Linked DNA regions of Homo sapiens: regions 1 and 3 are each linked to region 2. The links are chromatin loops, found by intact Hi-C in ENCODE. Cell type or tissue: B cell. All regions are shown on one strand.

Evidence for each region. Hi-C counts contacts between places; a loop is a spot of excess contacts. Peaks named below come from ENCODE experiments on the same cell type or tissue, not always from the same donor. Only the 100,000 strongest peaks of a DNase experiment are listed, where the experiment ranks them.
Region 1: it touches region 2 in a loop (6-fold over the local background); 2 of 110 quality-filtered maps call a loop at or near these places.
Region 3: it touches region 2 in a loop (9-fold over the local background); 2 of 110 quality-filtered maps call a loop at or near these places.

What each region holds. Positions count from the first base shown.
Region 1 is chr14:60,634,155-60,642,154 of GRCh38, reverse strand. SALRNA1 (senescence associated long non-coding RNA 1) reads right to left here and starts at 2,939. Exons shown (of 1, transcript NR_126480.1): 1 at 1,739-2,939. In B cell, no CTCF peak of the experiment used is centred here; DNase peaks (open chromatin) are centred at 4,144 and 4,464; H3K4me3 peaks cover 657 bases; H3K27me3 peaks cover 4,652 bases.
Region 2 is chr14:60,510,242-60,518,241 of GRCh38, reverse strand. SIX6 (SIX homeobox 6) reads right to left here. Exons shown (of 2, transcript NM_007374.3): 2 at 5,392-7,158. The coding sequence ends at 6,990. It also overlaps a transcript of C14orf39 not described here. Among named protein-coding and RNA genes, the nearest start is that of SIX6, 5.1 kb to the right of the region's middle. RefSeq lists a silencer at 2,991-3,160 and enhancers at 2,882-3,383, 6,457-7,228. In B cell, a CTCF peak has its summit at 3,068 (motif pointing right); DNase peaks (open chromatin) are centred at 2,061, 3,211, 6,961, 7,571 and 1 weaker place; H3K4me3 peaks cover 1,628 bases; H3K27me3 peaks cover 7,182 bases.
Region 3 is chr14:60,645,673-60,653,672 of GRCh38, reverse strand. It overlaps SIX1 (SIX homeobox 1), which reads left to right and starts at 4,196. Exons shown (of 2, transcript NM_005982.4): 1 at 4,196-5,043; 2 at 7,096-8,000. The coding sequence starts at 4,484. The coding sequence ends at 7,390. MIR9718 (microRNA 9718) reads right to left here and starts at 5,025; the gene lies at 4,962-5,025. RefSeq lists enhancers at 1-192, 1-590, 591-1,360, 4,290-4,910, 4,911-5,532 and 2 more and a silencer at 4,040-4,279. In B cell, no CTCF peak of the experiment used is centred here; DNase peaks (open chromatin) are centred at 1,402, 4,452, 4,652, 6,232 and 5 weaker places; H3K4me3 peaks cover 2,649 bases; H3K27me3 peaks cover 7,783 bases.

The DNA of each region.
Region 1 (8,000 bases), 120 kb before region 2:
CTTTGGTTTTCGGACCCAAACTCTTCACCCGCGCGCTCTGAGGAGGGGTGCCAGGTAGAGAGGACGTCACTTTCTGGGCTTGTCGCTAGAACTTCCCGCGGCAGAGAGAGGGGCCCTGGCTTCTAGTGTCTCCAGCAGAACTGGGGGTGGAGGAGCTCCACTTTCTTGGTGGGGCCAGGTCAGGTATTTCCTTCTTAGCCAGCGGCCCTAGGGAGAGCAGCGGCCTTGTCCCCCACGCACAGCCCTGGCCCCAAGGGGAAGGCACCAGCCTAGGTCTGCAGCGCGCTTCGGGTCAGGCTGTCGCGGCTCACCTTCTGCCCTGATTTGTTAGGGTGGCGTTGACAGGGACAGGTGGGTTAGGTTTAAGGTGAGGGTGGTCGCTGGTAGCCCACGTGCTCTCTCCGCTCCATTTCTCTTTTTTCCAAGCTTTCCCTTGGAGGGGACTCTAAAAACTCTCGGAGACTACCTCCTTCAGCTGCCCGAAGCCAGCGCACTAGTGTGTGTCCCCACCGCGCCCCCATGGACAATTCACACTGAGGGACCCGAAGGCTCAGTCTCATCGCCTGCACGCGTGTTCCGCGACCTTAGCCAGGTAGGCACTTCTGAGCCTCTTAAGGGCATAGTGGCCCCTCCCCCATTCTGACCGAATCCAATAATTCCACCTGGAAGAATATCTAAAGGGGTTGAGTTAGATACGAGTGGTGTGAGCCAGCCAGGAACAAAAATAGCCAAAATCATAGGCGAGTTGTTGGCTATTGGTCTACCCAGAAAAAGCGCTGCCCTGGAAAGGCTGCATTTTCTCTAATATTTTAAACCAAGTACTCACACACACAACTTGGGTCCAGCTGATGAAATTGGAAACCTGTTCTCCCACTGAGGATGACAATCAGGGTTTTAGACGCTGTGGTCCTTTCAGACAGCGAGAAACAACACTGCAGTAGCGTTTAAAAACAAAGAGAAAGAGACTGCTTGAGGCGCGTGGACGCCTGTCTCTTCTCCAATGGAGTTTAAGTTTCTCGCCTTTTAACTTGTTAATGGACAGCTGAGACCCCAGTTCTCAGCAGATAGAGTCCAACCCATCACCTTAAGGTTTGCTCCCTCCCGCTTTGCTACCTGAGAATCTTCCCTCCTCCCCTCTCCTTTCGGGAGAGTGCTCACTGTTTTCCTTTGCCATATGTTAAATATTCTTGAAATAACATTCTTTTTTTTTGTGATTAAACAGAAAAATGCAGGAACAAGCAAAAACCTAAAACCCAAAACTCAAACAATCTTATCTTGGAAAGAGAAAACAGTTACCTTCAGATTTAACACATACTTAAGCTTACCTGAAGTGGCTACCCAACTGTAATTAAAGTATGGTTAGGTGATATTGGGTACTCTCCCTTCTTTACTGCCATTAGTGGTTGCCATTAAAAAGATAAATAAGTAGACAGAGAGACTCTGGCTCTTTGCTTACTATAATAAGGCATGGAAATTAGTTACTATAATAAGGCATGGAAATGTATACCACCTCCCTTCATCTGGTCCCGTCCTTTCCATGCTAACTTAGAAGATCAGTGTTTTATGAGACTGACATAAGTAGACCCAAGTAGAAACACTCGTGGATTAACACAAGGCAAATTTACTTTAAGTTTCTATATAATTTATTTTAATTAGTGATTTAAAATTGATTATTGGTTTTAAAATGCCATGGCTTATTTACAGTAGAAACATTCTTTGGTGGTGGGGGGAGGGGAGCAGTGGGGGGTTGGTGGTGGTTTAAGACCTGAGCTGATATGCATGTGGGATATTAAAGGGGGGAAAAAACAGTCTAGACTACATATTTTTACTGACATAAGCCATTAAGTGTCAGGATTCTTAAAGAATATTGAAATGTTAAAGAACATTTCATAGACATCCTTGATAGAAAATCTGCAGATGCCAGCCAGGATGCCTGTAAAATCAACCTTCTAGATGTTCTTTTCTTGTTATTAAGTGTTTTTACAAACTTAACTACTCTCCTTTTTTTCCCCCTCAAGGAAAAACTTTAGTTGCTTTGCAATAATTCAGTTTTAATTTGAGTTGCCAGTTTTCCAAATAGTCTAAATACCAGGAAAAGACAATGGGATTGTGAACACCTCCTTACCTCTTCCCTTCCACCCCCCAAAAGAGCCAACAAACCAAACCAAACCCACGTAATTGTGACATTTTGTGTTGGCCTTCACACAGCTATTATATTAAACTCTGTATGCAGTCATATTCCTCTTAACTTTTGCAGCACTTTTGCCTGTGATAGTGGTGGGGACTGGTAGTGGTGGGGACTTGGTGGAGTGCTTGTAGAGAAAATGCACATGTATGAGGGTGAGATGGCAGCCTGCAATACTTTACAAAAGGTAATTTTACCTTTAAATCAAGGAGGTAGTTACAAGGAAGACAGCATTAGCTCTGTATTTATTTAAAATGCCTTGGAGATGAAAGTAGGTAACAAGCTTTTTAAAAAATTAAGCTCGATAGAAGATCAACATGCCTTAGTATCTATGAAGTGAAAAGAACATTTAAACAATTGAAGCTTTGTCTTCAGATATGTGTGGTGAATATTTTCTATGCATTGCAGATGTTATATAAACATAACATGCTTCCTCCTAAAGTCAAGTTCTTGATTTTAATTGAAGAATAATATTGCTCAGGGCTCTACCTCTGAGTACAAATAGCTAATCTAAGAAAATCAGCTCTGGGAATCTGGAACCAATGGCTATTTTAAAAATAAACAGACAAAATCTTCATGAAGAGGACCAGGAGGATTATTTTACATACAGTATATCTCCTGATTCCTCTCTCTGTCTGTCTGTCTGTCTCTCTCTCTCTCTCTCTCACACACACACACACACATGCACACAAAACTTTTATGGAAGAACTGAAAGGCAGAATGACAATACTGGCCCCTTACCATATTTCTACTTAAAAAAAAAAAAAAAATCAGTCTGGTTGAAGATTCCCAAGCCATCTTGCCTAACTTTTCCAGTATCAATATATCTTAGAAGCAAGTCCAGATGAATTTCCTCTTTTTCTTTCTTTCTTTCTATTTTCTAGGGAAGGGAAAGAGATGTAAAAAAGGGAAAAGTAGAACTAAACAAAATAAAGATACACTTTGAAATTTGTATTGTAATATTTAATAAGTAGCCATTAAACAGTATCTACAAAAACAACGCCAGTATGCTGAACTTTCTTAGTTCAACTAAGGCAAGAAGTAATTTTTTTAAAAAAAACTGTTAGGATTAAGTTAGAATTGAAATGAATGGGGAGATTTCAAAAGCATTTGGATTTTCTAACACAGAAGCCAACATGGATGCTCAACATGATTGACTTAGGGAAGAGGCTGGGGGAAGCAAAACACTAATTTACAGAAATTTCTTAGAAATTCCTGTTGGAGTAGAGATTTTCTGTTTTAGTAGGATCAAGCCCAACTGCATTGACACCCAGCCAAGAAGGAGATGTTGAAATCTACCTGAGTTCAGGGACCACACCTGGGGCTCCATCCAGTAGTAGGACCAGGTAACATGAGAATGCCTCATTCTCTACCAGTTTCCCCAAGTTCTAAATCCTACCAAGATGAGAATCCCACAAACTAAGAAATTGCAAGGTAGGGCGGGATGTAAGATGTTCCTTCCAACTCCCATTTTGTCATTTGGTGAGAAACGTGTGTGTTTTAGTTATTTTCTAAAACCGTATTTTTAATTCCCCTGGGTGACAAGAAAGAGTTAATTTGTTTGCTGATAGGTTTCGCACTGTGGGCAGGTCTGCCAAAAAGGAGAGGAAACAGAGAACAGTCCTATGATTAATTCTACCTGTTTTTCCCATGAGCGATCACCTGCTCCAGGGGTCATGAATAGCAGGTAGCTCTCCCTCTCCTGGGCTCTGAGAGCTTCGTTTGTTTGGTGACAGCTGAGTGACAAGGCCTGAAACTCGAGCCCATCGCCCGGCCTGATGTGGGGATAAAAACCCTGGATGTTCCCTCAAACATTTCAGGAAATGAAAGTTGTAACGCGATCCCTCCTGCGCCCACATCTCCCCCAGCAAACACAAAAGCTCAAAGGAGCCTTCTCGGATTGAATTCGGCTTGGAGTTGATGGAGGGAAAGCGGAGCCCAGCACAGGCTGGGGGGAGGGCTGGGGCCGCGGCTGGAAGGCTTTCTGAGCCCGAGAAGGAGGAGGAGGAGAGCTGGGAGAGAGCCGGGCGCGTGAGGCCTGGGCCCCCCTCCGGGCCAGTTTCGCCGCCGCATCCCAGGCGCCCTGCTCCTCCAGACAGCGTGGGCAGCTGCCGCCGCCACGTTAAATCGTGTCTTTAGGGTCAACCCGGAGTGGGAAGGAAAAGCCGCTGCCTCCGGCCCTGCGTCGACCCCTGCAGGCTAGCGCGGCCTCTGCTCTAGGGGCTTGGGCCGCGCGGCCTCCAGGCCATGAGGGCCCAGAGGCCCCCGAGGGCCTCAGCGGAGGCCCAGCCCAGCCTTTGCGGCCCCTACTTGCCCGCTTGGAGGCTCCAGGACTCCAGGCCAGCTCTTAGGAGAGGCGTCCCTTCCGATCGGGCCCCGCGGGCTGGCTCAGGATGACTGCGCACAGCTCCGGCGTCCACAGCTGCAGGGGTCCGGGGTGCAACCGCCTAGGGCGCAAGGGCCTCACTCAGCTCCCTCGCGCTCGGCAGCCCCCATCAGTCAGCAGCTTCCATCTGCCAGGGGGCCTCGCCGGCACTGGGGGGTAGGGGTGGAGGAAGCTCCCAGTGGGCGGCTGAAGATGGTGTGGGGGGTGAGGGTCATGGGAGAAGGGGAGCTGAGAAGTTGGCGCTCCGACCCCCACGCGGCCATCTCTGCGTGGGCCGTAGGCGCCTGCCAATCACCACGCCTGATGCAGGCGCAGCCTAGCCGTAGATAGGAGGAAGTATACCCAGGACCCCTCAAGGCGAGTTTTCCCCCTTAACCCAAACAGCTGCGACTGGTTTGTTTTGTTACAGAATTTTCTTTTTAAATTTCCCCTTGTGTTCAGAAATCTTTCTCAGACAACATTATCAACCCCCATCTCTCTCCTCAACCTTCACGGATGATTGTTTTTTCTTTCTTAAACGTACAAACACATTGTGGAGAGAATTGATGGGGCAATGTCACAGATGCATCGCTGGCACACACAAATTGCATTGGTTTGAGTCAAGTTAACATCTCTGAGCCTCGATTTCCTCTTCGGGAAAATAGGAACTACAATATTTAGACTGCAAGGGAAGCTTAAAATTAGCCAAAGTCTTGAATGTAAAGTGCTTGGCACTATAGACGTTAAATGAATAGCAGTTATAACATGCTTGGAGCCTCCTTAGACTGCCACAAAGCCGCCTGGGAAAATTCCCGTGATGCTAGAGTTTGTAGTGAGGGCAGATTATGGCCATTTCCTCCTTTTCTGGATCACGAAAAGAAACGCAAGTTATTCTATGAAGACATAGGGCTTGATTAGACTTTGAGGGTAGTCAAAGCTGAAATTTAGTTCTTGAAACTGTGAGTCTGGAATCTAGAAGTTTAACTCCAGTAATTTAATTCCGGAAGAATATTTAAATCTGTAATGCTTGGATTTTGCTATCGCTATTTCTCATGATTTGAACTTTTACGTAAATGTCATTATATATGGTAGAATTCTATTGATAAAAAATAAAACCCACTTAAATGTGACGGAAAATGACAAATTACTTAGAAGAGAACTAAAGCATTTAGCTGAGTAGAGAATTTAAGGCCCCACCTAAATGTGTCAACATAAGTGTAGAATAAGAAACTACTTTTAAGATTTAATGTCTTGCTGATGTTAACACAGTGCTGGATATAATGGCACCTGATAAATATTTTTGAGTAAATGAATGGGCTGCTGAAATGATGGAGAGTCTTTAGATAGAACACATTTCCCAGAGTTGAAATTTTGCAAGACCCTCCTGGGTACATTTCTTCTCTTGTGACACTCTAATGATCACCAGGGATGAATAGCTCATTTTGACATATAATACATCCTTCTCTTATTTCAAGGACTTTCTCATTCAGGTATTATTGAAAGCAAAATGCATAGCTGAAATTTTCTTGGGTAAAAGTGGGAGCGGGGAGAGAGGAACAGGAAGGGGACTGTTTCTCCCTAGAATGATGCAGTGGTAGAACCAGAGAACTATTGGTAGGAGGAACAACCCCAGCACAAGTAGATATGAAACCTAGAGAGTAGGTGGAGTATGCCTGTGGTAGGTGTTTTTAAGGATGGATCCTCATGCACTGCAATCCCTTCACAGTTATTTCACTGTTATTACTACTGGAAAGATTTTTTTTTTTTGACAGGCTCTCACTCTGTTGCTTAGGCTAGAGTGTAGTGGCACGATCATGGCTTGCTGCAGTGGCACAATCACGGCTTGCTGCAGCCTTGAGCTCACAGGCTCAAATGGTCCTCCCACCTCAGCCTCCTAAGTAGCTAGGACTACATGCGTGGCTAATTTTGTTTTTTATTTTTATTTTTTGTAGAGATGAGGTCTTACTATGTTGTCCAGGCTGGTCTTGAACTCCTGGAATCAAGCAATCCTCTGCCTCAGTCTCCCAAAGTGCTGGAATTATAGGCATGAGCCACTGAGCCTGGCCTGGAAAACCATTTTTTATTTAGTTGTTTAACACTACATGTTCTTCCATCATCTTTATTTTCTTCAAAAGTATCCTGGCCAACTAAAAACTGTGTATGTTTAAATTTTAAATTTAGAGAAGTTAATCAATTTGTAGTCAATCACCATATAGGCTCAGAAAGAGTTGAACACTTTTTTTTTGTTTGTTTAAAAAATTCTGGGGTGGGGGGAGGGGGGAGGGATAGCATTAAGAGATATACCTAATGTAAATGACAAGTTAATGGGTGCAGCACACCAACATGGCACATGTATACATATGTAACAAACCTGCACATTGTGCACATGTACCCTAAAACTTAAAGTATAGTAATAATAAAAAAATTCTGGTCTTGAACTCCTGACCTCAGGTAATCCACCCATCTCAGCCTGTAATTCCAGCTACTTGGGAGGCTGAGGCAGGAGAATCGCTTGAACCTGGGAGGCGGAAGTTGCAGTCACCTGAGATCATGCCATTGCACTCCAGCCTGGGCAACAAAAGCAAAACTCCATCTCAAAAAAAAAAAAAAATTATGTATTACACTCACAAATTCCTGGAAGTAGAGCTGGAAACAGCAGATGCATGTTTAATAATTTACCTAAAGACTTGTTATATATTTATACTCTGCTTTATGCCTGCAAAATTATACTTGTTTACACACATATTTTTGGCAAATACATGTTCTAATACTACTTTTATTTGCAAAGCAAAGATTTAAATGTAATCAGTACACAGAAATGGATAGAAGATAAAGTGAAACTTCAGGTCCATCACTTTTAAGAATGTGTCTAATAATCGGAGAAACATTTGGTAGGAACTGTGATTACACTGCAGCTTAATTATTTGCATATTGTGAAATGATTTGCATAATACCAGGGCCAGGAGTTCTAAGAATTATATTTTTCTGCCACAACTTTTAACATGACTAGAATAAAATATGTAGTATTTTTTCTTTTTATATTGTTCCAGCATCCAAATGTTTAGAAACACAAAAATATGTCCATGTGCTCACTCGAAAAAACAAAGAGAAATAAGAAAGAGCACTTTATGCTGAGGAATAAGTAAATTTAAATTAGATTAAACTTTGCAGAGGGTTCTTCGAGGAGGTTTGGGTAGATTCCAAACCTTAGCATATCATTCAAGAAATGAAAGGCCTCAGGGCATTCCAAAAGGCATGTCCGCTCTAAATCAGCTTTAGTTCATTTCAAATAAAAAAATATATGACTGAACTTGAAGGCTGGATAAAGAGGGGAGTCTTATTTCTACTCAGCAGATCTATCATGGTGAAATAAAATAACTGTGGAAATCTAGGCCCTTCAATTGTAGAATTTCTTCAAAGAATTTATATATATAACTGCCGAGATAGTAG
Region 2 (8,000 bases):
CCAGGAATTTATAGAAAGTCAGGAGTATACCCAATGCCATGGAAAATGCTTTAAGTGGTGATTAATTTAAATGGGCAAATCTTTTATAGGAATCTTAAATATCTGAAAATGTTCGAAATGCATAATAATTTTTTGCCCACCAGACTCTTCATGTGCCAAATTAATGTGCCCTCTCAAGTGTTCGATTTCGTGCTAGAAAATTTAAGACTAATCTCTTCAGTGAGAAAAACAAACAGTAACTCAGTATTCTCAGGTTGCAGATTGGCAGTGCCAGGCTAGAATGAATTTCCAAGAGGAAGCCTTATACGTATTTTATCAGAATTCGAAATTATACACAGTTCACTTGCTTCTGCCCATTAAATTTTAAAATAGAGATGAGTTTGCTATCCAGTATTTTCACACAGCCCTTGCGATTTAAGATTTTAATGGCCGGGTGCGGGTGGCTCACGCCTGTAATCCCAGCACTTTGGGAGGCCGATGCGGGCTGATCACGATGTCAGGAGATCCAGACTATCCTGGCTAATACGGTGAAACCCCGTCTCTACTAAAAATACACAAAATTAGTCGGGCGGGGTGGCGGGCGCCTGTAGTCCCAGCTACTCGGGAGGCTGAGGCAGGAGAATGGCGTGAACCTGGGAGGCAGAGCTTGCAGTGAGTCCAGATCCCGCCACTGCACTCCAGCCTGGGCGACAGAGCGAGACTCCGTCTCAAAAAAAAAAAATATTTTAATGAAAACTGTTTATCCCCCCTAGGTGAGCCTAAGCATGGTGGTGGGATGCCAATCTATTATCTTAGAATTGGAGACCTTGTCTGGGTTTGTGATTTTTTTGTTTTTGTGGTTTACTTTATCATGTGTAGGTCAGGACTGGAGTGAGGTGGGGAAGCCAGAGGAGAGAAAAGGTGGGAGGGAGGAGAAAGGAAAGGGTTATTGTCTTAGTCCATTCCTGCTGCTATAAAGGAAATACTTTGGACTGGGTAATTTATACATTTCTCACAGTTCTGGAGGCCGGGAAGTGCAAGATCAAAGCCTGGTTAGGTTCTGTGTCTGGTAAAGGCTGGTTCTCTCTGCTTCTAAGATGGTGTCTTTTTCCTGCACCTTCACGTGGCAGAAGGACAGAAGGGCAAAAAGGAAATAATAGACTTCCTCAAGCCCTTTTATAAAAGCACTAATTCCATTCATGGGGCAGTGAATCACCTCCTAAAGGTCCCACTTCTTAATACTACTGCATTGGGGATTAAGTTTCAACATGAATTTTGGAGGGATATGAACATTAAACCATAGCAGTTATCTTTGAAGCAGAATAGAAATTCTTATGTTGTAGGGTTCAGAGAGTATAATACCTAGAATTTTCAAAATCCAAGAGGATTACTCTTACCTTTTTGGGAAAATGTGTTGTGTGAGAAGATAATTTTCATGGTATGAACCCAAAGTCATAGCACTCTAAAAAAACCGCATGCCTAGAGGGAGACAGCACTCTATGGAATCATCCCAGAGAACCCGACAAGTAGGTAACAGCCAGTAACTTACTGAGCTGGGAGGATTACAGTGAACTTTGGGTCCAGCCAATATAAGTCATCTCTTCTCTTCAAATGATTCCCGAGCTAGCAGAGGTCCCCCACTAACGTAAGAGCAGACAGATTTCAAGGAAGATGCATGAATTCATTCAGCTTTAAAACATTTATTGAGCACCTACTACTTGGGCTAGGTGCTGGGAATACAAAGATGGGTAAGAGTTGGTCCTTGCCTTTAAATAAAGAGCTTACATTCTAGCAAAGGCTGAAGGGGGAAGTCAGACAGACAAATAAATGAGCAAAAGTGTTAGAGCGCTAAAACAGACGTTTAGATAAGGTGCGGTGGGAGCATTAAAAAAGGTGGTGGCACATTATCTGTGTGGAGCTCACTGGCTCACGGAAAACTTAGTGGAGGTGGGGTAGGCTTTGTGGAATGACAGGGTAGCAGTTGAGGTAGGGGGCGGCGTTCCAGGCAGAGCAAACCACAGGGCAAGCGGAAACAGCATGAGCGGGCAGGGAGGCGTGAAACTGCTTGTTCAGCTCTGGGATCGCCCTCACACCCCTTTGTCTCCAGACAAGGAGGTGAAAACGGGAAGAAAACCAGTTCGTTCCCTCGCGGTAGGGCACGTCTGAAGAAGTTTGGGAATATAAATCCTAGCAAAGAGAGCTGCAAGGAAGGATCTAGCCAGAGGAGATTTGTAAGAGCTTACAATGGGAAATAAAGTTTCCCATTGTAAACCTTGCTTGGAAACCCCGCAAGGTTTCCGAAAGAAGGCGGCCCAGGTGGCCTGCCAGGGCTCAAATGTGCTATCGCGAACATGCGGTCCTTGAAGGACCCCGCTCCCTCTCCCCGCCTCGAAGGCTAACCCCGGCGGACCTGTCGGGCGCGGAAAGCCCCCTTTAGGTCCCGCTCCCTGGTCTCGGACCTCTCCCCTCTTCCCGCCCCTCTCGGCGACTCGCTCGGCGCGGCCTAGGACCGGTGGCGACAACTGCTGTTGCACCGGCAGGCCCAGGCCAGACACGCGTAGGCCCAGGCCCGACGCGGGCGGCAGCCTCTCGCGCAGGCCCAGACCGCGGCGCGCGCCGCATCCACGGGCTCGAGGCTCTGCAACCGCTGCGACTTCAGGCGCCCGAGGGTGGGCGGGCGCGCGCCTCCGCAGCTGCAGGGGCGCGCGCTTGTGGGCTCATTCTCCCACCTAGGTTTAAATTGAACCCCGTCTCGGTCCCCCGGTTTTGAGAGGTTTCTCTCCTCGAGCCGCTGAGTCACGCAGCCCAACAGTAGGAGTGGCTCGAGGCCTACACGTCCGCGAGTTCGCGGGGCGCTGGATGGAAAAGGTGGGTGCGCGAAAAGGGGGGCTCTCCTTCCTCGGGGACCCAGATCTGTGGCCTCCGTGGGGAGATCTGGGCCCCCGAGTAAGGACTCACCTTCCCGGGTACTGTGGGCCCAGTCTGGGCTTCTCTTTGGGAGCGGACCGTGGCTTGGGGCGCCTCCCCGAGGGGACCCACGCGCCCGCCGCTCCAGCCGCCATTTCCCAGCAGGCCTCCAGGGGGCCTCCCCGCCGCTGCCTTCCCGTCGGCGGCGCCGGGCACGGGGGTAGCCGCGCGGCGCAGGCAGGGACACGCCTCGGCGCCCGGGCCAGCGCGCGGACAATGACCCCTTCTCCCCTCGCCGCCGCCTCCTCCCCGACACCGCCCCCTCGCAGCTCACAGGCAAACCTATTAGCCATTCAGGCCGACAAAACCCCGCGGCCCCGCGCATTGTCCCGCCGAGCGCCCGGCCGCCGTCATTAGCCCTGATTACGCAGAGCCGCCTGACAGCCCCGCCGGCCGCTCCACAGACCCCCCATTCACGGCCGCCCCCGGGCTCCGCCTCACAAAAGGAGCGGAAATCGTCCGCGCTCTCGCGTCCCCGTTGAATAGAGCGAAAAGCTGCTTCTCCTCTCCTCCCGCCCCATTCACATTCTCTTTGGATACAATATTTTTTTCCTTTTTGTTAAAATTAGGGAGAGGGAACGAGGTCAAGGAAGACTTTGCTTGAGCTCTTTGCCTGTCATTTGTTTAATGTAAACAAAGAGCAAGCCCTCCCCACCCCCATCGTCTTCTCCCCTCCCTCCCAGATTTTTTATAAACAAACTGGCGAAGGGAAAGGAGGGAGTGACGGGTGGAAGTGGAGTGGGTCATTAAAGTGGAGGCGAGAGGAACTGCGGCATTTGGGGAGCAGGGGCCGTCGTTTTTTTTGGTGAAACTGGAGTGTGGTTGAAATGTTTATAAGCCGGAAAAGAGCCTGACCTGGGGCTTGGGGTAAAATCTTCACATTGGTCAGGTCCGTTGAAATATTTAATATAAAAATGCTCTTTCCACTCTGCTGGAGTAGCTGCTTTTTGGGAAATTGTGACAGAAGAATTGCAGGAAAAGAAAGGAAGGAAACCCATTATATAGAGATTTTGCCAAATTCAGAAACCTTCAGCCTTGCCATTACCTGGACTTTTTTTCCCCCCAAAACCCTGAAGACCAGAATGAAGCTGATATGGAAAAAGTCTTAAAAAGAAACCCTTTAAATGTCCTTGGGAAGATTGGAAAGATTAAAATAAAATAAATCTCTGTGAAGATCTGGACTAATTTCCAATATGTGGTCACCAAAGAATTGGTTATTCACAGAGGCAATTAGGTGCCATCACATTACAGATAAACATTTAAAAAAATCTTACAAGTAATGTGTCACCCCCTTAAGATTCTAAAGTGAAATTAAATAAATAAATATCCAGATTGTTGAAACAGAATAGCTACTTTAAAATGTAGGCAGCTTGTTAATTTAAGTAAATGGTAGCTGTAGTTTAAAGGCTTTTGTCAAAGCAGGAATTAAAAATGCTCCATCACTGTTTGGTCTTCTCTTTTTGTCCAAGCAATAAACTGTCACTTAAAAATTATTTTGTAAAGAGAAAGCTTAGTTTCTTAGTTACCCTATTTTCTTGACACTGCGGAATGGACATTTTCTTCTGCTTTTAGGTATCATTTGAAGGGGTGGGTGGAGTGGGATTTTTAGAATCTCAAATTCTTTTACATTATTCCACTAATTAGTTATTTCCCATCCCTCTAGGACTTGGAAGCATAAACTTAAGAGAAAATTTGCCAACAAACTTCTCCAAACACTGGTTCTGGACAGCCCCATAGCTAAGGGTGGGGTGGGGCTGGGGAACAAGAGTGGATATCCGTGGCTACTCCTTGTCAGATTAAGGACTAGGATGAGGCAAAGGAGGCACTTAGAGTGCAAAATTTAAGGAGGCACTCAATCTCATGTGCCTTGCACTTGCTGCACTTGCATAACCTTGACCGTGAGTCCCCTCCTGGCCTCACTCTAGTCCTCGCCAGCCCCTCGTTAGCATTCTAGGAACTACCTGGGGCTCTAGGAAACAAAATTAAGTACTGAGGAAGCTCTACAATGGGAGCCTTTCAGGACCCACAGGAGGGCTTTTGCTTGCTTTTGGAAAGAACACCAGTTTTATCACGAAAACTTACCCACTCCTTCCATGTAAAGCTCTTGTGCAAGAGAGTTTTGATTTTCAAGAATTCTCTGGATAAGGGCCACCATACACAAGGACAACATTTATAAAGCCCAAATGAGCCAAATCTATTCAAGCGATTTAGAAACCAAAAATCAACCCTTACTCTGTCCTGGGCTTCCATTGTCTATCTTGCCGTTTGGCTGCTTTTTGTCTTCCATGACTTCACTTATTTTTGTTTGGTTTGCACTTTGGCACTTCTGCCTAAAGAAGTTAGCAGGCTTCTGATCCAAAGAACATCTTCTAAGGACAGAAAGGCAAATGGAAAAGGCTGTAATTGGGGGATGGGGACAGTAAAGAGGGAAGTCAGCTCAAGTGATTTAAAGATCAATGTCAAATTTTATAATATGCAATCTGTTTCACTAGGAACAAAATTAGAGACTCTGGCTAGCATTTATTTTCTTAGTGCAAAGATGGTAGATGTTTTTGCGTTGTATATGCATGCATTTGTTCATGTATAGGTGCATACATGCATGTGCACGAGGAAAAATTAAATGCTAAAAATATTTTATGTTTTAATCGAGGCCATTACCAGGACAATGAGGCCCTTGATGACTTGTTCTATGCTTAATTCGGAGATTAGGTTTTTAAAATGCCAGTTATTTCTACAGCCTTGTTTTACCCTCAGTATGTGACATGATTACATCCTTTCCCCCATCTCAGTATCCCTCTTGTTAAAAACCATTCATTTGATTAAAACCAAATTCTGCAGCAAGAAGATGTTAGTCTAATTATTTACAACCTCTTCTATCATCTTTTGTCTTATTTTAATAATAGCTCAATCCTAAATGCAGTATATGCTCACTCTAGCATGATCATGGGTGCCTGCTGCTTTTGTATTGGAGGGGGCCTTGAAGGAGACAGAAAGCCTTTCTTGCTGCAGAGCCTGAGTCAGGATAGTTTTGCATTTTTAGAAAATAGGACTCACTTATTGAGTCCCATAGTTTGGCTTCCTAAATTGCTCCTGAAAGCTGTTGACACTTCATGTAAACGAGTGTCAAGTGGACAAGCCATAATTACCTGTGCTGGGGATGCGGGGACTTGCCTTAGAGAGGACGCTCACATGTTGCCAATTTCTAGCCTTAAATATATCACGTGTATGCATACATACATATGTTTGTATAGGTACATACATATGTTTGTATAGGTACATACATATATGCACATACGTGTAATTTGACGTGGGAGGTGGTTATAGACCTACCATAGGTTGTTTAAAACATATACCAGGAAGCACCAAAGAAGGCAAAAGATATATAGGTAAGACCTTCCGGAGACCATTTGCTCAAGGGTCCCTGCATGCCTGGTGAAGGGAATGATATTAATAATAATAAGAAGAAAAGGAATCTGAGAGCAGCTCCCTTAATTAAGAAGGTTGCCCACTAGGTTGTTTTATTGTTTGGCTTCTCCACACAGAACCCATCACCACCAGCCTGCATGTTTAGAAACAGCAAGTTCCCCAAGCTACAGAGAAACCTACCATGGCGGTCTCTTAAATAAGTAAATAAACAGCATATATATGTTTTGTTAAAAAAAAACTTTAAAGCGAAAGTTATACATATGTAACAGCGTCCTTTCGACGTGAAATACCCATGGGAGAATCTGGGCAGGCGCTCAGCTTGCAGTTCGGGTTCCGAAGGAGACTTTGCAGCAAAATCCTTAGGAAAAAGCAAAGCAAGAAGAACGTGGTGCTGGGTCAGGCCTCACCGCTGGTTCCCGTGGTCGCGGCCAAAGGGCGCCAGTGAAGCCAGGCCGGCCGCGGGGTGGGGCGGGAAACGGCAACCCGAGCCCGCGGGTCCCTGGTCACCTGGCTTCTGTGGCGCTGGATTTGCAGGTCTCTCATCTTCTTCCCCTCTTTCATTTTGTTTTTCTCGTTTTTACACTGGAATCTGCTTCTGAGCATCCTGGATGGGCAACTCAGATGTCGCACTCGCTGTCGCTGGACGTGATGGAGATGGCTGAAGTGGCCGCCTTGCTGGATAGACTGGCGGCCGGGCTGGTGGCGACGCCCAGCACCTCTGGCGTGCCGTCGCCCTCCGCCCGTAGTGCCCGCCCGGAACCCTGTGACAGGACCTGCTGCTGGAGTCTACGGGGAAGAAAGGGAACACGGGTCACAGCTCGTAACACAGCCGCCCGTCGCCCGCCCCCACCACCTCCTGCGTCCCTCCAGCCCGGCGGCTAGAGGTTCTTCCGAAGACCCCAGCAGTTAAGGCGAGGATTACTCGGCAAGGCGACAGAGGTCGGGCAGGAGTCCGCGGCCGCCCCTCCGCGGGTCCCTACTGTTGTGCCCCACCATGATTCGCGCCCTTTCTCAGCGCCGCAGCTCCCAGGTCTTTTATATACTGGGCTTGCAGTGTCCTCCCTGTTTGTTGTGCACTTTTGGGAGATTTACAGGACTGTCAGGAAATAAACGAAGTGTGGGTGACAAGGACAGATCGGTCCCAGGGACATGGGATACCATTTCTAACGGTGCGTCTGCCTGGGGCTTACGCCTGAGCAAGTGCTCCCGCGATCGCGTTGGATCGGGTCGGCCCGACCTAAAGGCAAAAAGGATTGTAAGGAGCATTTGGGCCTGGGGGATGAGGCCGGGCTCTTCCGCAAAATGTTTGGCTAATCGAGATCCACACTCCGGGAAACGAAAAGCCTCGGCCCACGGACTAGTTTGCTGTTTTGAGACAAGAGTGGCAGGCAGCGCATGGGAAGAGGAAAACTCGACTTCCCATTTCTCAAAAGTCCATTGAAAACTGTTTTCAAAGCATTAGGGAGGGATATACCTGGGCTTTGAAAATGATAATTAACATGAAACCGACACATTGCTAATAAGCCAGGCTTCGATTAATAGTAGGAGCCTGTGCCCAGGCTGACAAGAATTAGCTTTGGGTCTTGGGGTCCCTAACTGTTTGTAGGATTTTAATTTTTTATTTCTCT
Region 3 (8,000 bases), 140 kb before region 2:
CCACGGGGACACACGTAGAGGGAGAGAGAGAATAACTCTTCCAAAGACACACACCCCAGCTCTGTTCCCCTCCAGTCTGAGCTCCCTCCCAGTGCTTGACCCTCAGTCGGTCCATCAGTCTGTGTGTGTTTCTCTCTTTCTCCCTTCCCTGACCTCGAGACAATACGGAGATGGTATTTTCGGGAGCCGCGCGGGGCGGCAGGGTTTTCAGCGGCGAGCCAGGCTCACAGCTGGCTCTGTTTGTCCAGGTGTGGGCGGTGGAGGTGGTGGGGGGCGTCAGTCGCCCTGAATCTTGGGCCAGCGCAGCGTTTTCGCACCAAAGAAGTAGGAGGCTCTGCTCTCGAGCTTCCCGCTTCCAGGAGAAAACTTCCTCCCTCCATACATACATAAATACACTTGGGGAAGAGACAAATCTTCATTGTTCAGAAATAAGCTGAGGAGGCCCGCCTGCTCCCCTCAGCCAGGCAGAGCGAGGCAGGGAGGGAGGCGGGGGCCGCGCGGATCCGGTGTCACGTTGCAGATTCCCACTAAAGATAACGAAACGTGATCTATTTTTCAGAACAGCAAGTGGATGGGAAAGAACCTTGACAACACAAAACTCATTTACTAATGGACTGGTTTTGGGTTTCTCTTCTCTGAGTCCGCAAATCTCTCTGCCTGAGCCCCAGGCCTATTCAGACCTCGCGGGGAGCGGCGTCCCCCAGGAGCAGGTGGGCTGCTGCTCCGGCGCCACGCCGGCCATCGGAGCCGGAGTTCCCAAGGGTCGAGGGCACCCGGAGTTTCCGACTAAGCAGAGGAAAAAGAATTTTGGCACTTCAGCCGGATTTGGGGAGTCTCCGCACTGCCCCAGAGCGATGACACGAATTTATTGAAGAAACACCTCTCTATGCCCTCCCTTTCCAAATATTTGTAGGTAGAGTAGAATCCTCACCGTCGTTCTGGATGGTGAAAGAATTCCAAGAAAGCGGCCCGGGAGCCCCTAACTATCTTGCTACAAGCCAGAAGGGAAACAAGTGGGTCCCAGCTAGGGGTGTTTGCATCAAGGCCTGTCAACCCAGCCGAGAAACCCTAGCAACAGCTAATGCTGTCCCACTGAATGCTTTTTCATCGACTAAAGCGCACGCGGCCGTTACCTGCACAGAGGAGGCACTGGAGAGCCGAAACCTGGCATCGGGCGCTCCTTGCCAGCGGTGTTCCCTCCCGAGCCGCGCTGCAGCGAGGGCAGCAGCCGGCTGGCTAGAGTTGCTCATTTCCTTTAAATCTCCAACGCATCTCTGCTTTTCGTGCGATTTGCATTGACAGCAAAGGTTTTATGTTACGAGAACAACTCAAACCTTTCTGTGTGCGATTTAAAATGGATCATTTAGTTTAGGTGGTTTGTAAATTCATGTCATTTTACCTCTTTCAGCGGTTTTCAGTGAAAGGTTCCATTTTGGGAAACCTTATATATCCGAGCCAATAATTAACATTTATAACAATTGGTTCCCCTAACCGAGGGATCGAAATAGCAGGTAGACTCCTTGGTATAAAGCGCATAGCACTTTCCCTTTCCAGTTACGCGATCTATTGGATTAAGCGGGAGGAAAAATGTTGGCCGGCCCAGTCACGGCCTCCGAGGAAGAGCACCTCTTTTCTGCCCGGGTTCCCGCAATCACACCTTCTACACGTCGTCTTCCCAGATGACGGCAATGTAGTACGTCCTGGTTCCTTTTGAAGACAGATAAAAAGAAATGGGCAGGTAGGTCTGGAGGAAGCCGGGAAAAAAAGGTGGTCCTATTTGTGTCTAATTGCCATCTCTGCTGTCATCCTCTGTAAATTTATACCTGCCCTTATTTGTGCAGGCTATGCCTCATTTCCTTATACAAAATTGTTAATTACAAAGCACACCCCATACTCAACATACTGTTTGTCTTTTAAGAGACGTGGTTGTGCTTAAAGACCCTCCCCCCATTGTAATTGTGCGCACTTGCTCCAGACTTTAGGGTATTAACTGATTTTTAGAGCCGGGTTTAAGCCTCCGTTCCGGTCCTCACACAGCTGCCATGTCAATAAGGACTGTTTCAAGCAGAGGCATTCCTTCTGGGAGGGCACTGCAGCTCCTTAAGACTTCATGTGAAACATCATAAGCACTAAAATAAGACAGTGAGGGGAAATTACCAGACATGGCTCTGGGTTTAGCAGTGCCAGGCTTCCAGTTTAGAAAGTCATTGGGCATACTATATGGCAGAGGCTCTTTTGAAAGCATGCACACCTATTAAATGCATTTTTTTAAAAAAAAAGCCTAAGGTAATGAAATATCAGCATCTGCTTCCAAGATCTAATTGCATGGAATAAGCAAGAGTTTCAAGGATGCAGAAAACATTATGTTCAGCAGAGAAGCAGCTTCCTGTCTACTTGGAATCTCCCATGTGGCAGCCCTGAGGTGGGAACCCTTTATGAGTTTAGAATGTATGTTGCAGGGTGCACTGTACTGGGTGCATCATTTTAAAACCATATTAATAATAAAAGAGGAAACCAAGACATGCTTCTCCTTCTCCCACTTGCATCTCAATATGCAAAAGGTTCTGTAGTGCTGGGCTCTTTGGCTAAAGGAATCAAAACATATTTGAAGAAGACAAGCCAGTTTAAGGAGCCTACAGTTTGTTCTTCACCACTCACTAAGAGGGCACATTGAAATCAAAAGCATTTTTGAAGTGTACTTAGAATTCTGTTTTGAACTTATCTAATCAGAGATAAGTATAGTCATAAAGTCACTCTCCTTCCACCATTTGGCTTCCCTTATCTCCACGCATTGTTCTTATCTCCTGCTAGTCTCAGCTACTGACAATAGATTATCTTTGTTTAGAGAGGCTAATTGTTTTCAAAATCCTTTTAATTATTGCTTTGGAACTAGGTGTGCAAATGAGGCTTAAGATAATTACAACTTCACTTGTTTGTGCAGTTTTACTAAGCATTCTCCACACATAAACAAAACAGCAGATGATGGGACTTAAATTGCAGTGCATCTCTCATTCCCTGGCAGCAAAATAGGCCAGCATTGCAACACACACACACACACACATACACACACACACACACACACACACACCTCTTTATTTAATCTTCTTGGAGCCGCTGTCGTTCTCGCTTTGAGGGCAGTGTCCCTCTCAGAGCAGGGTAAGGATTATATTACAACCGGACGGTTATTGGAGCCGGGCACAGTTTTATTTAATTTACACCACATCCAGCGCCTTTCGTACGAGGTTCCCAAAGCATTTTTGCTAATAGCAAGTAAAGCCTCTCGGCATTCCTCAGTAGCAGAGGTGGCACTGCAAAACACAACCGCACAGATGGGGAAATTGAGTCCAGAAGCTTCAGGAACCTGCTGGTTTCAATCGCAGAACATTAAGATACCAAATCACAAATGAACGCTCGGAGTCTCTAGGTGCTCAGCAAGTATGCTCTAAACAGCTCTCTGCCTGGTCTCAAATCATGGAGGTCTTTTGTGAACGAGGGAAACGCTGTCCGACTGGGAGTACTTGTGCCCTTTGGAGGGTGGTGTGCAGCAGTGGGGGGAGGACAGTGGTAGTTGGTGGGGGGAGGGAGGAGGAAATAGGGTTGGACTCCTCGAGCTGAAGCCAACCCGAAGCCACTCTTCCAGAGGCTGCATGCGCGGACCCTGGTCTGCTCTTGAATTATTTATCGCGTTCCATAAGCTATTCATCAATCCATTATTTATTCATTCCAACATTAAAGTAATTAAATATGAGCTCACCGGGAGAGGGCAAGTCTGCAAGGGATGAGGACAAGAGTACGGAGGGAGAGGGGAGGAATTAAGGTTTGGAGTCATTGATTTGTGCGGAGTTGTGCGCGACTCCCCTTAGGTGATACTGGCGACGGGTCCCGCGTTGCAGGGTCCTGACGCGCTCACCCACTCCCTACCTCCCCACACCTCCGCAGCGCAGCTCCCTCAGACCCCAACTGGCTTCCCACCTTTCCTCTTCCTTCTCCTCCCACCACTCCCTACCCGCGCAGCCCCGGCAACACCCCCAACCCCCAGCTCCGCAGCCTCGCCCTCCCCGCTCTGGGCGGTGCGGCCTCTCTGCCCAGCCGGGCGGCGCGCTGGCTGGCCAGCCCCGGATAGGCGCCGCCGGCAGCCAATCAGCGTGCCGGGGACGCTGCGCGCTTTAAGGCCGCTGCGGGGAGAACAGAAACCAAGTTCCCCGGCAACTAGCAGCATCCACCGGGCGGGAGGTCGGAGGCAGCAAGGCCTTAAAGGCTACTGAGTGCGCCGGCCGTTCCGTGTCCAGAACCTCCCCTACTCCTCCGCCTTCTCTTCCTTGGCCGCCCACCGCCAAGTTCCGACTCCGGTTTTCGCCTTTGCAAAGCCTAAGGAGGAGGTTAGGAACAGCCGCGCCCCCCTCCCTGCGGCCGCCGCCCCCTGCCTCTCGGCTCTGCTCCCTGCCGCGTGCGCCTGGGCCGTGCGCCCCGGCAGGCCCCAGCCATGTCGATGCTGCCGTCGTTTGGCTTTACGCAGGAGCAAGTGGCGTGCGTGTGCGAGGTTCTGCAGCAAGGCGGAAACCTGGAGCGCCTGGGCAGGTTCCTGTGGTCACTGCCCGCCTGCGACCACCTGCACAAGAACGAGAGCGTACTCAAGGCCAAGGCGGTGGTCGCCTTCCACCGCGGCAACTTCCGTGAGCTCTACAAGATCCTGGAGAGCCACCAGTTCTCGCCTCACAACCACCCCAAACTGCAGCAACTGTGGCTGAAGGCGCATTACGTGGAGGCCGAGAAGCTGCGCGGCCGACCCCTGGGCGCCGTGGGCAAATATCGGGTGCGCCGAAAATTTCCACTGCCGCGCACCATCTGGGACGGCGAGGAGACCAGCTACTGCTTCAAGGAGAAGTCGAGGGGTGTCCTGCGGGAGTGGTACGCGCACAATCCCTACCCATCGCCGCGTGAGAAGCGGGAGCTGGCCGAGGCCACCGGCCTCACCACCACCCAGGTCAGCAACTGGTTTAAGAACCGGAGGCAAAGAGACCGGGCCGCGGAGGCCAAGGAAAGGTACGCGGCGTGCTTCCCGCGACTCGGGCGACCCTAGGAAGCCGTCCTTTCTCCTCCGCCCCCTCCCGCCCCCGCAGGCACCAGCCACCAAGTCCTCCCCGCCGGCCGGAGCCCGTCCACGGGGCGGCGCGCAGGCCCTCCGCGGCGCTGCAGCGAAAGTTCATGAACTCTGAGGTTCCTTGCTAAGGATGGGGCCTCATTTGCTTTGAGCACCCGCGCGTGGGTTTCTCTGGGATGTGAGTGTCGGGAAATATTGGCGCTAGATTTGGTCTTTATGCCTCCCTGGCTGGCCGCGGCTATGAGTGGTGGGTGGAGAGTGAGTTTCTAAATCAACGGGCAGTGAAATGTTGATTGGTGTCGCAAGGAAAGGGGTTTGGTGGGAGCTGAGGTTCGCGAACCTCTCTCCTCTTGCTCCCCAGAGGGGTGAAGCTGGCCTGAGACATTGGCTCTGCCCCCACTCCCGCCTGGTTCTCCACAGCTCTCTCTTGATAGTCTTTTGGTTTAGAGGTAGCCTGCTTCATTTCTCACTAGCTGGACAAATGGAGGAGACTTTTAAAGATACAACAAAAAGAGAGCTTTGGGGAGAGTTGGCGCTGCATTTACTCCCCGGCGCCCCAAATTAAGAAAGGGTTGATCCTCGCCGTGCTCGCTCGCGCGTGGCCCGGCACTGCAGCCCGTCGGTCTGGCTGACCGCGCCGCATGCCCAGACGAGGAAAGGGTCTCCAGTCGCAGCCCTCTCTCGCACTGGAGCTCACAAGGCAATATTTTAAAAATTGGTCTCTACTTTCCCCCACCTCGGGGCAACACCTTCGGCCACCTGGGCAGGCTCCTTCTGTTCTCTATAGCGTTTCGGACAGAGATTCAGAAGGACGGTGGGGAGGTGGCTGTGGCGGGGAGAGCGCTCCGCGAAGCCAAAGAGTTTGGGGGAAAACCTGAGCGCAGGGGCCGGTTAGGTTTTCCTTTGTTCGCTTCCAAGACTAGGGGCCGAAGATCTTGCTCCCTTTCTTGTCTTGGTGGAAAACCAGAGCCAGGATAAATTCTGCTGAAATGGGCTTGTCGGGAGACAGAGACTGTGAGGATAAGGGGAAAGAAAGGAGACAGACAGGCGCTAGGAGTCGGGAGGACTGACGAGCACTCGGAAGGCGGAAGCGGCGAGGGAAGCGAAATCCTGAAGTTAACCGGTACCGAGTGCCCGGACTGACGCCCCAGCGCGCCGCGCCCGCTGGCAGCCTGTGCGGGGCGGCGAAGTTTCCCCTGCCCAGAAAGGATGGGTTGGGGTGGGTGTTGGTAGGAAGTTTGAGAGGGGGACACGAGGGGCTGAAGAGTTAGCAAGTAACACAGGAACAGGGATTGTATGGTTGCAGTTAGCCTTTAGTTACAAAACGGCCGTCCTATAAGCCAGGCCCGAGGGCCGACTCCAGATGAAATCAGAGACTGGCTGCGCTCCCTGTGTTTACTCAGGTCACTGGGCCGCGCTGGGCACCACTTCCCATGACCTGTTCTGTGTCTGCAAAACCACCAACTCTGGGCTGGGGCAGGAAAACGGGATGTTTAATTGTCTCCTCATATGCGAACAAGGCAATGGACTTGATTCACCCCAAACATTTGTGCATTGGACTCTGTCCTCTATCATTTCTTTATCACCAATATCTATTTATTGAAAGATTTTCAGTTACATTTAAATATGTTGCTAGTTTATATGTATTTAAATGTAACTGCTTGAACAAAATTTAAAACATATATTTTGTATGTTTCAAATAAATCCTGCTAATCTATCACTTTCTGAAATCTGGAAGAGAAAAGGACCTGGCTCCTAACAGGAGGCTCTGTCCGTAGCTCTCCATTTCTCCAGGTTCCTCTGACTCCTCACCTCCCCCATTACCCTTGGGGATGGGTGGAAGGGTAGAGCTCCTCCATTTGGGTTGGTGACAGATTGCACAATGGCCCTTTCCTCCTTCCAGCTCCCCTCCCTCCATCTCACACTTTTTTTTTAACCTACTTTTTTTTTTTTTTTTTTTTTTTAACCATATGGTGTTGTCCTCTATTTCTTAGGGAGAACACCGAAAACAATAACTCCTCCTCCAACAAGCAGAACCAACTCTCTCCTCTGGAAGGGGGCAAGCCGCTCATGTCCAGCTCAGAAGAGGAATTCTCACCTCCCCAAAGTCCAGACCAGAACTCGGTCCTTCTGCTGCAGGGCAATATGGGCCACGCCAGGAGCTCAAACTATTCTCTCCCGGGCTTAACAGCCTCGCAGCCCAGTCACGGCCTGCAGACCCACCAGCATCAGCTCCAAGACTCTCTGCTCGGCCCCCTCACCTCCAGTCTGGTGGACTTGGGGTCCTAAGTGGGGAGGGACTGGGGCCTCGAAGGGATTCCTGGAGCAGCAACCACTGCAGCGACTAGGGACACTTGTAAATAGAAATCAGGAACATTTTTGCAGCTTGTTTCTGGAGTTGTTTGCGCATAAAGGAATGGTGGACTTTCACAAATATCTTTTTAAAAATCAAAACCAACAGCGATCTCAAGCTTAATCTCCTCTTCTCTCCAACTCTTTCCACTTTTGCATTTTCCTTCCCAATGCAGAGATCAGGGAAAAAAAAAAAAAAAAACCCAAACAAACAAAAGCACCCAGGCACCCAGTCTGAGTTCTGGGCAACTGATACGCCTGTTTCAGCAGCCTTTCTTTTTTTTCAATGAATGGGAATTGCAAATCAACTGGATTTTCATTATTTCCTTTTAATTTATATATGGAGAAATGTGAAGAGGGAAAGGAAATGGAAAGAGAAAGAGAAAGGGAGATAAAAATAGTGAAAATAAGAGCCTCCAGGCTCAGAAGAACTGATTACATTCTTAAGGTGAACAGGAAAAATACAATCTATAACTTTCTTTGATGAGGAAAAATTAAGTTTACATTTTTCATATTTAGTGTTAAACAATTTAATGTAGATTAAAAT